3 separate regions of the Homo sapiens genome follow, and regions 1 and 2 are each linked to region 3. The links are chromatin loops, found by intact Hi-C in ENCODE. Cell type or tissue: PC-3. All regions are shown on one strand.

The links. A loop is a pair of places that touch in the nucleus more often than their neighbours do. Peaks named below come from ENCODE experiments on the same cell type or tissue, not always from the same donor. Only the 100,000 strongest peaks of a DNase experiment are listed, where the experiment ranks them.
Region 1: a loop joins it to region 3, with 4 times the contacts of the local background. A loop is called at or near these places in 2 of 110 quality-filtered maps.
Region 2: a loop joins it to region 3, with 2.8 times the contacts of the local background. A loop is called at or near these places in 2 of 110 quality-filtered maps.

Annotation. Positions count from the first base shown.
Region 1 is chr18:28,363,403-28,367,402 of GRCh38, reverse strand. No RefSeq gene overlaps it. Among named protein-coding and RNA genes, the nearest start is that of CDH2, 190 kb to the right of the region's middle. In PC-3, no CTCF peak of the experiment used is centred here; a DNase peak (open chromatin) is centred at 1,752; H3K27ac peaks cover 1,733 bases.
Region 2 is chr18:28,812,102-28,816,101 of GRCh38, reverse strand. No RefSeq gene overlaps it. Among named protein-coding and RNA genes, the nearest start is that of LINC02879, 340 kb to the left of the region's middle. In PC-3, no CTCF peak of the experiment used is centred here; a DNase peak (open chromatin) is centred at 1,531; H3K27ac peaks cover 814 bases.
Region 3 is chr18:29,163,113-29,167,112 of GRCh38, reverse strand. All of the region lies in intron 1 of LINC02879 (long intergenic non-protein coding RNA 2879), which reads right to left. Among named protein-coding and RNA genes, the nearest start is that of LINC02879, 8.3 kb to the right of the region's middle. RefSeq lists an enhancer at 2,099-3,298. In PC-3, no CTCF peak of the experiment used is centred here; DNase peaks (open chromatin) are centred at 1,662 and 2,852; H3K4me3 peaks cover 360 bases; H3K27ac peaks cover 3,155 bases.

The DNA of each region.
Region 1 (4,000 bases), 800 kb after region 3:
GATTCGTATAAAACCTGTGGGTCTGTTTCAGATGAGCTGTGACCGTCATGTCAGGCCTCCTGAATCCTGTCCTTATGCCATTATTTTTTTTCCATACATAAAATTTTACACCATCTCTGTTAATTTTATCTTATTAATTTCAAACATGTTCTTCCTTGTGGCGATCTTTCTAAAATTACTAACCTTATGTAACATATTAGTTTTCAATCACCAGAACATTTGATAAGCATTGAAATTATCACTTAAAATATCTAACTGGGTAGGAAGAAGGAAAGAGTCCTGAATAATATACCCTTCTGTGTCCCTTCTAATCCACTAATCAACATTATTAGGTTTAATTAGGTAATTTAACTGACTGTATTTTTCTTAATATGTACTTCTTGCTCAAAAGGTCATCTTGAAGTATTGAATCAAATACTCTGCCCAATTGGGTTATAATTTATCTCTCTCACTGCCCATAATCAAAAGGTAAACAAGCTGTTATTTTCATGACTCATTCTTCGTAAACACATGGTTCTTAGTGATCACTGTTCTCTCTGCTGAGCACTCCCAAAATATTTGTTTAATATCAATGCCTTTCTGAAAGTTCCCAATGTGCATTCGGGGAAAGTTTGCTCATAGGTAAAGGTCTAGCCAAATTTCCTTTACAGGAGCTTTTCCAGGAATGTTGATATGGATTCTGTGTGGATAGGTAGCATAAAGATGGATCAGCAGCCGGACCGGTGGCTCACGCCTGTAATCCCAGCACTTTGGGAGGCCGAGGTGGGTGGATCACGAGGTCAGGAGTTCAAGACCAGCCTGGCCAAGATGGTGAAACCTCATCTCTACTAAAAATACAAAAATTAGCGAGGCATGGTGGCATGTGCCTGTAATTTCAGCTACTTGGGAGGCTGAGGCAGAGAAATTGCTTAAACCCGGGAGGCGGAGGTTGCAGTGAGCAGAGATCGTGCCACTCCACTCCAGCCTAGGTAACAGAATGAGACTCTGTCTCAACAACAACAAAAAAGAATGTAACAGAGTGAGACTCTGTCTCAACAACAACAAAAAAGAATCAGCTACTTTGCTCTGTCTCCTGTCTCCTGACCCATCTTTAAATGACCTATCCACACAGAATCTTTATTTAATACCTACACCTATTTAAAATATTATGAAATATGTTTATTACAGAGTCCTTTATGTCTAAAGGCAAATCAAGTAAGTTCTTAATTCTTATATGTTATACTATTTTAAGGGTAATTTTGGTATATTTTGCAATAAAAAGAACGTATTCCAAGGTTTGTCATTTAATTTTTATGTGGAATCATTATTATGCAAACAAAGAATACACCAATTAATTTTGTTTCCTGAAGTCATTTCATTCAAAGACAACAGCAGGATATTCCACTGCTTCAAATAGGCATTAGCAGTTAACGGTACAAAAAAATTAACAGAGAATGCTACAGTTTTATTCTGCCCAGCAATCAGAGAAAAGCCTCCTACTGTAGAATGTGTTCTATCAAAAGGAGTTGAAAGGGGCTTCCTTAGACCCTGACCACCAGCTCCATTTGTAGTTCATTGTCCCAAATCTCTTGTTCTAAAAAGCTTTTGTAGAGCAACACCTTGACAACTTGTTCTGTCACTTCCATTGCACTTTGTCCAATACATCAGGTCAATATACTTTTCTTCTGACTCAGCAGGATGCTGGCATCATTCCAAACCTGCTGAGTCCCAATCTTGGCTTCATAGAAATTTTAAAAAATAAAATCAATGAGAGAAAAAAATGTCTCTGGCTAGCTCAGCTGACATAGCCACAGGCAGGAGCTGGCTGGTGCTATTTGGTATTATTCATATGACCAGCCAGACATAGACTTTGTTATTGCAGTTTCCCCTGCCAACCAAGTCACTCAATTCTTGCAATCAGTGCTAGTGCTTCAGGGTAAAAATAAATAAATAACAGTCATAACCTAGCACACATACCGGATGGTGCTGTGAATACACACAGAACAGCAGGACTGGGAGATTTAGGCTGCCAGGGTCTAAATTGGCTAATCAATTCTCAAATTTTTTTTTAATGTTTTGTCAGTTAACAGATTGTGACCATGAAATTACTTCTTTGAAAAGGAGCTTGCTTTAGGTAATACTGCTCTTTCTAAAAGAAAATCTACTGACTATTGCATCATTGAGTAAGAGCACCTAGCATAGGCTACTGAAAGTCAAGAGACAAAAGGGAAAGGTTACCTAACAAGTCACTAGAAGCAATCTTTTGCTTTGAAGTATATGAACTCCTAAAAGGCTTTGGGTGCTACTTCTCCATGCAGGGGCCTAGTGATGTTATAATTCATCCAGAAAGCCTCATTTCAAAATTGGAAAAATAGAAATATAAACTTATCCAACTTGGCGTGAAAATGTAAATGGGTTTGAATAATTGAAAGCAAGCAGAGTTTACCATATTGCAGCCAAAATTCAAACAGCATGCTGGCTCCTGCTACCTAGGAAAGCAATCTAAGCCATTATCTCCTGTGCCATTCTTTCTACTTTTCTTTAAGAAAACTATAGCAAGAGGATTTATGTTTTGAAGATGAATACCAGATATGAGCACTTTAAAGAATGAGTAGGCATATCTTTAAAATGTTGGAGAGGCAAATATTTAGAAGAAAGCAAACCTATTCATATTGCGAATTCTGTCTTTGCTCTGTCTCTGCTGAGTGATGGGATTTTTTATCCCAAAACAGTAGCAAAGGATGTTTAAATGTTGAAGATGTGATAGGAAAGTAGGTTGCTATAGGCAATTCCATTTCTATTATCTATATTAAAAGAAAAAAGAGCATCATTCCAGTAAGGGAAGGAAATACCTCTTTCCATCAGCAACACTAGAATTTCACAGCTTTGCTTCACTATTCTAACTTCTAAATTAGCCCTCAGTCCCTACCATTACACCACAGTATAAGCTAGACTTTGTGCAAAATGTAACATACACGTATTACCCCCATGCATGATGTCCAAATTAAAGACACAGTTTTATAGTAGTGTAAGTCATGTGCCTAAGTAGAATTTCATTCATAAACAGAATTTCCTATTTTCAGCTTCATAAGATAGGAGAAAAAAAATAAAAAAAAAAAAACAGTGAAAATTTTTTAAGTAAAAACCGATCAGTTGTCACTGGGACACAAATTGTTTGAAGGAAAAGGTTAATTTCATCAGTGGAAAAATTACAATCACAGTAGAAATGGCAGTAATCAAACAGAAGTGGGTAGTAAAGACAACAAATATAGAAAAGCAGCGGCAAACTAGATAGAACATGGAACAACTAACAAAAACATGTTATTGAGTTAGGCCAGTAGAGAGAATACATGACCAATAAATTCCAATTTGATTAAGGAGGTTAAGAAGTAACTAGGGGCCGGGGGTGGTCACTCATGCCTGTAATCCCAGCACTTTGGGAGACAGAGGCTTGTGGATCATCTGAGGTCAGGAGTTCAAGACCAGCCTGGCCAATATGGTAAAACCCTGTCTCTACTAAAAATACAAAAGTTAGCTGGGCGTGGTGGCAGGCGCCTGTAATCCCAGCTACTCGGGGAGGCTGAGGCAGGAGAATAGCTTGAACACAGAAGGTGGAGGTTGCGGTGAGCCAAGATGGCGCCATTGCATTCCAGCCTGAAAATAGAACAAAACTCTGTCAAAAAAAAAAAAAAAAAAAAGAAGAAGAAGAAGAAGTAACTAGGAGAAGAGAAAGAAGATAACTCACTACTGATTGTGGAAAGAGATTGTAGCCTCTTAATCTGTCAAGCGTCTGGGCTTAACAAAACAGTTTTAAACGTCTTCTTTCTTTGTCTTAAATAGCAATATCCCACCTGACTCCTGCCTTTTATAGGTCCTTCCTGTATAAAGAATAATATAGTTCATTTCTGAAAGCCAAGCAGATGAAACCTGAATACAGAAAAATCCATTTTGAGTGGTAAAATAAACAACATTTTCTTCTTTTATCGAACGTGAGCCTCAGTTATTCCCTGAAATGGCATCA
Region 2 (4,000 bases), 350 kb after region 3:
TTCTCTGCCTCCACCTAGTCCAACACCAACATATTATATTCCTTACTAGTTATTTTTATTTTGGTTAGAATTTGGATAGATTTTAGTTGAAAATCTCATATTCAATCTTGTCTTTGTATTTTGATTCTGACCTTTTATTTAAGTGACAAATTCAGCCAAGACTGTTGTGTAGTTGGACCAGTTTTGAAAGGACGGCAAAATTCTTCAGGTCCTAGCTGCTTAGAATCTAGAATCTAGAATCACAATAATCTTTTATGAGCTTTAGAAAATAAAATTTTACTCAGAATAATTATTTCTTTGAGAAAAGTTACATAAAACTATGATCTGCTGTTTGTCCCTCTGAGATAAATTTTGTGTAATGGTTAAAATATAAGGACCATCACCAAAAGCTGTCTAGGCTTATATCTCAACCATTATAACTTGGACAAAGTATTTAACTTCCCTGAGCCTCCAAAAGCCTAGGGCTTGGGAGCTACGAATATGAGATTTTCCCCCAGCATTTAATTCCTAATATAATTTTTTTAAAGTTTAGATTTTTTTAAGTTTAAAACAAAAGTAGAAAAAAAAAATTTTAGCTTTGATGTATGCAACTTTAAACATCTGTCTACTCAAACTTATTTAAGATTCCAGGGCACTTTTTATAATTCTGAGCACAGTCAAACACTCTGAATAATTGTTTCCCTCCCACTGAACTCCCTTTAGAATGTCAGTTGAAAGAGATATTTCTGTTGTAAAACATTACAGTTATTGTTCCTATTAGGCAATTGATCCATTAACTTTCAAAGGTGATGCATTTCAATACTGGATAAAATATTTGCTTTTGTATAATCTCATTAAGAGATCTCTGGAGCCTTCTGACTGATATAATCTACATGAATACTGATTTAGTAATTGCGAGTGCTACTAAGACTTAACTGGGAAAAAATAGAAAACATACTATTTTAATTATAAACATGTTCATAATCCTTTAGAGTTTACAAAATTTTTTCAAATTCAATCTTTAATCTTCCTGAAATAGAAGAGGTATCAATATCCTCATTTTGTAGATGAAAAATGTAAGCTTGAGAAAATAAGAGAATTACAGAAATGTATACAAATAGAAGGTGGTAAAAAGAGGATTTGTGCATTTTTCTAAATTTCCTAAACTTAATGCCATTTTATGATTTTTAAATTAAGTTTTATTTTGCAATAATGTCATACTCATTTTAAGTCAGGGTTATTTGCAAATACATAAATAATACAAAAAGAATTAATATAACAGTGAAGAAGACTCTTACACAATTTATTTATTTGTCTTTTTGTTTTTAAATAAACAGATTAGGATGAGTGGACACTTTGAATTTGCTATCTAAGTTGGGCAGTGGGTCCAGCATTTCTAGACAGGAGTTGTACTTTTCTTTGAGTAAAAATACCTGACTCTCCCCTGGACTTATGTATTTGAATTCATCATACAAAGCATAAAAATGCACCCATCCATGCATGAATGAGTGAACAAACAAATGTATGAGTAAATGAATAAACAAAAGTCCAGAAATGCAGAAGCCTATTCTGCTCCTAAAATGGAAAATGTATTAGCCATCCCCATTTGTCATCTCTTCCTCTCAGCCTGCCACCCATTCCACAAATCCCAACCACATAGTGTATAGACCTTCCTCACAAGAGTTTTGTTCTTGACTTTGTGAGCTTAGTTTAATAACCCAGACTTTAGAGAATCAGTATCACTAGTCTGTTGTTGTACTCATTCCCTTGGCATATGTGATATTTTAGTGCAAAAGAAGTCATTTCTGTGCCAATTATATTTGTAGCTATTAGTAAACTGGACCGTACTTCAGGGAATTTAGAGGAAAGGGCACTTAATTAAGAATTTGGGACTATCCAATCCATAGTTCTTGAATAAGCTCTTGGCAAGGTGCTTGATTGTGTTGCCCTGGGAGGCTGTATGATATTTCCTCATTAAGTAAATGTATTTTTCACAAGATTCTTGGTTACTTTTTATTAGATAAAAAGAATGGCAAGCAGTGCTTTCCATTTTCATCTCCTAGATCAATAATGTAAGTTTCTTTATCATGAATATCAATATAAAATAAAAATATTTAATGTTGTTCAATATTACAGGTAGTACGAGCTATTCAGGTGATAATAAATAAATAGAACCAGCTTGAAAAATGGTATATAGGATCTTGTTTCTACTTCAAATGCCGATTTCTTGAAATCACATTATTTCACACATAAACCACCACCCTTTTCCCGTCATATACAAGTTACTCTTTTGCTAAAACATGTGAGTGGTTCAGTGGGCAAGCCCTGGAACCTAAGCATCTGAGTGTAACTCTTGGCTTCATCACTTGGAGAAATCATAAACCTTTGACACGTTACTTAAACTTTATTAGCTTCAGTTTTCTTATTTTGTAAATTGTGGTTATAAGAGTGCTATGATTTGAATGTGTCCCCCCAATTTTATATGTTGGAAACTTAATTGCTAATGTAACTACATTAAAAGGTGGAACCTTTAAGAGGTGATTGGATCATGAGTGCATTAATGCTGTTTCATGAGAGCAAGTTAGTTTTTATGAGAGTTGGTTGTTATAAAAGTGAACTCAGCTCACTCTTGTGCTCTCTGTGTCATCAGCTCACTTTTGCCTTCTGCCATTGGATCACCCTCACCAAATGCTGCCGCCATGCTCTTGGACTCCAGTTTTCAGAACAGTGAAAAATAAATTTCTTTTCTTTATACATTTGCTAGTGTCAAGTATTCCGTTATTGCAACAGAAAATGGATTAGGACAAAGAGTAATGCCTACTTTTGAATAAGGTGTGAAGGGACAAATGAGCAAATGCATGCAAAATGCCATGATAACTAGTATATGTTAATTAACAAATGTTAGCTTTTATTGATATTCATCTAGGCCCTGTTAATACTAATGCATTAACATATGCACTAAAATAGGTGCTCATGAAACAATAAATATTAAAATTACATAATTATCAGTGAATCTTGGTTTTTCATTTCTCTCAAACTGTCCCCCTTACAGTATAAATATTTTTCATCAAGTAAACATACAATACAAGCCTGAGCTGAGAAATTTTTTGAAAATATAGCACTGCATTCCTTCCTCAAACCATAACATATAGACAGTTAAGAGTAGAGATGTTTAGGCATTTCTAACTCTTCATAAGTAGTCCAAATGTAAGTTGATTAAAGAACCTACAGAGAAAAATACAATTACAATAAAGTATAATCCATTATCTGACTGTGAAGTAGAGGATGCTGTAGGAGCATAAATATAAGAGTACTACATTCAGTGTGGGGTGCCTGGGCTAGTGGCGTTTTAGGAAAGCTTTATTTTAAAAAGTAAAATTTAAGTTAGAACCTACTAAATATGTAGAAAAGAGCTAAAAGGGAAGGGTAAGGTGGAGATAGAACTGGCAGGTAGGAACAGTTTGATATCTCAGACTGAATGAAGTGTATATAAAGGCTTATAGGTAAGAGCATATGGAATCCCTGCAGAACTCAGTGAGTTTCAATCTTGCAGAAGTGAAAAGATGAAAGTGGGGCAATATGAGAGTTAAAATGAAAAAAATAAAGAAATGGGCTCAAAGTACATATGTTCAAGAGTCTAGAAACTGTCCTAAGGACAATAATCTAATTTGCATTTTATATAGAAAGAACACTGAAGATGTGTAAACAGAAATGAGTTACACATTAGAGTCAGTGAGATCAGTTAAGAGGTAGAAGTAATAATCTAGAAAAGAAATAATAATGGGATGAATGAGTAACAGGTAGGTGATGGTAAGCATGAAGAAAAATAGGCTTGATTAATATTTGAAGGATAGAAAGCTAGGAGGTTGTTATCCTCTCTGTGATTCTGTCTCTATAATATCAGAAGCAGAATAGTTCCAAGGAACAAGGTTCAGGATGAGGCCATGGGAGTAAATGGCTGCATTGGAATGGAAAAATTAATCATTTTAGATAAGAATGTTAAGGAATTGTAGAACAAGAT
Region 3 (4,000 bases):
GCATAAGAATGAATCTAGACCCTTATCCAACACCATATATAAAAATAAAATCAAAATGAATTAAAGATTTAAATCTAAGACCTCAAACTATAAAACTACTATAAGGAAACACTGGGGAAAATTTCCAGGACATTGGTCTGTACAAAGACTTCTTGAGCCATACCCTGCAAGTACAGGCAACTAAAGCAAAAACGGACAAATGGGATCACATCAGGTTAAAAAGCTTCCGCACAACAAAGGATACAATCAACAAAGTGAAGAAACAGCCCACATAATGGGAGAAATATTGGCAAACTACCCACCTTATAGGAATCAATAACCAGAATATATAAGGAGCTCAAACAACTCTATTCTAAATAGTCTAATTTTGACCAGATTGGTCAAAATATGGGCAAAATATTTGAATAGACATTTCTCAAAAGAAGACATACAAATGAAAAACAAGTACATGAAAAGGTTCTCAACATCATTGATCTTCAGAGAAATGCAAACCAGAGCTATAATGAGATATCACCTCATCCCAGTTAAAATGGCTTATATTCAAAAGTCAGGCAATAACAAATGCTGGCAAGGATGTGAAGAAACGGGAACACTAGTACACTGTTGGCAGGAATGTAAATTAGTACCACCACTATGGAGAACAGTTTGGAGGTTCCTCAAAAAACGACAATTGGACCTACCATATGATCCAGCAATCCAATAGCTGGGTCTATACCCAAAAGACAGGAAGTCAATATATTAAAGATATATCTACACTCCTATGTTTGTTGCAGCACTGTTTACAATAGCTACGATTTGGAAGCAACCTAAGTCTCCATCAACAGATGAATGGATAAAGAAAATGTGGTACATATATACAATAGAGTAGTACTGTTCAGCCATAAAAAAAGAGTGAGTCCCAGTCGTTTGCAACACCATGGATGGAACTGAGATATCATTACATTAAGTGAAAAAAACCAGGCACAGAAAGACAAACATCACATGTTCTCACTTATTTGTGTGATCTAAAAATAAAAACCACTGAACCTGTGAACACAGAGAGTAGAGGGATGGTTACCAGAGGCTGGGAAGGGTTATGGGGGTATAGAGGGGAGGTGTGGATGGTTAATGAGTACAAAAAAAATAGAAAGAATAAATAACACCCATTATTTGATAGCACAATAGAGTGACCATAATCAATAATAACTTAATTGTATATTTTAAAATAATAAAAAGAGTTTAATTGGATTGTTTGTAACTCAAAGGATAAATGCTTGATGAGAAAGAGACCCCATTCCTTATCATGTGCTTATTTCAAATACATGCCTGAATCAAAACATCTTGTGTACTCCATAAATATATATACCTACTATGTACTCACGCAAATTTTATACATTTTAAATATCTTTTAAAAATTATTTTTCTCAGCCAATTGATGAAAGTACAACTGTCAAAAATCCCCTATTGGTGCAACAACAAAATGCAAATAAAGACCAATTCACTAATGTTGGACTGTTAATAAAAATTTTTCCTTTTGTTCATTTCAGTTTCTCATAATCTAATGAGTTCATATTAGTTTTCCAGTATCTCACTGTTTGTGGAACATCCAAATTGTAGCTCAGAGCCCTGGAATTCAAACTATTCAATAATGCCAGTGGTGATTCACTCAAGAATGCAGTTCATTCACAGAGAATGCTTAGCGGAGTATACAGTAATCCATAGCAATCTTCCCTTCCAGTTCTTTTCTGCCACTTCTAGGTAATACGGATATGAGTAAATAATACTTTCCTGGAGGAGACCATTTGCTCTATTAGATTTCGGGTTCTTACATTCTTAACACTCCATCATTTCTTACTAGGTCTATTAGCCTTCTGAGAAAAAATAGAAAATTCAGCTGTGTCAAGTCAACCAATTGCCACCTAGATGGTGGCTTGACAGGAAGTCTAGCATGAGCCTTGTTCACTGCTGTTTTCCTTAGGTAGGTGCCCACTGCTGGGTCCATGGGTGCTAGCTGAATTAATACAAAGTTCTCTCTTGATAGGAAAAGAAAGTGATTTGATAAATACAGTGTTCAGTAGTATCAAATGTTGAATAAGTTCACTTATCTTATTGCCTGGGTGATTATTTAGTTGTTTAAGGGATTGCACCCAATAGAAAAAGTTTTACTCTCAGATAGAAACAGAGTCTTATGTAAAATGGTTTAATGATACCTCATAAAGTTATGAATAGTAAATGCAGTAATATCTGCCAAGTGGCTAAGGTATGATGCTTAGTACAATTAGATGTGGTCAGCAAATGTTTATGTTCAGTGTTAATATTGAGTGTAGGTGAGGTTGTTTATAATGCCACTAAAGGTAAAAATTAATATATCCTGTACAGTTTGCACTAGCAACTCAATAAAGTGGCCTCAAAAGAAAAGTAGAAGAGAAATAGTATACCTTGCTAATTCTAGATGATAGTATAATACAGATGTTAGATGTTGCTGTCTTTATCTTAGAAAGTTGATTAGCAAAAAGCAAAATGGTAGCTGAAGTTTGTGTTCAAATCCAGAATTATAATGCAGCAGCACAGACACCAGAAACCCTGAACTATGACCCTCACATGGACCTGCTTCTCCTATACCTCACCATACCTTCTATATTCCAATTTTTTCATCTGAAATTTTCAATTCTGAGTATTATAGTTTTGACAGTAGTTCTTTGTATCAGCTGGATCATCTGCTGTTATCTTTGAGAAGATGCTGATGAATTAAAAGTGGTTGCTTTTAATTGAGAGCGTATATTTGCACTTTAATAGTGTTCTGCTGTTGGCTTGAGTCACTCAAGAGTGACTCAGGATTCAGGATCTCATACTCCCACTCTGGCTTCTCTGACTCATTTTTTCCAAAGGAAGACTCATTTATCCAGTGAGTAAAAAACTGTGTTCCCTAGTTTCTTTTTTTTCTGGGATCCTTAACTATATATTTACCACTCTATTATGAAGTCATCTTCTAGTGTATGTTTTGCACTGCAGCCATCACCCCTGGATTCTGGATGCAGAAGGAACATTGTGGACAAGGGATGGGGAGGAAGTAGAAATATGGTTCCAGTCTGGGGCTGAGTTTCATCTTCCAATCCAGGTTTTATTGGTTTTTAAAACTTAATTTTTGAATATTCATTTGACTCCTGTGCTTGTTTCTCAATTGCTTCAGAGGAAAAGGGTAAGATGATTACCTAAATTATTCATGTAAATTTCTTAAACCTCACAGTAAACAATCTGTGTCTTTGAATTCATGAGAGACCATTCTATGACTCTCCAGGCACATGATAATTTGGGAAAGAAAAAACAAAACAAACTTGAATGTGGAAATATGATCACTTATGACAGAAGAGCTGATGATTATTCAGAAATATAGTTATCCACATCTTTGGTAAGAAAGGCATATCAGAAGTTGGACATCCATTATTCTTCCAGTAACAGCTGACTCCCAGAGTGACAAGCAGACATAGATGGTAGATTCCTTTGTCAGTCACCAGTAATTCCAACTTTGAAAACAAGGCCGCTACATGTTACTTTTTCATTTTTCCATCACTTACACTGTTTCTGACAGAAGGCTGAGGTAAAGGTGCCAATGTGGGAGTTGAATATTTAGCATTGAGGTTTCTTGCCTTTATCCTTTTACACTGCTAATTTTTATTTACTTTTTTTTTTTGCAAATATGTCTGCTTCCTCATAAAGATCAAGTCTCTGAAAATAATTATACAGTTATTAATTGAAATGAAGAGTCAAATTCTATTTTTAAAACAGAAGTCTCATACATTCTTAAAATTGGAAAGCAGTCTCAAGAGTAGGGAAAACACTTTTCTTTTTGTAGCAGACAGCATTTTATTTGATTCACAATGAATAGGGTTTCTCCTGCCTGACAGCTACACGTGCTGGGCTTAACAGCAGTACATAGGTGTACTTGGAGAGAGAGAAAAGTATATTTTGGAATATTACAGGATGTTAGCGTTTATTATTATGATTTTAATATTCCCTGAAG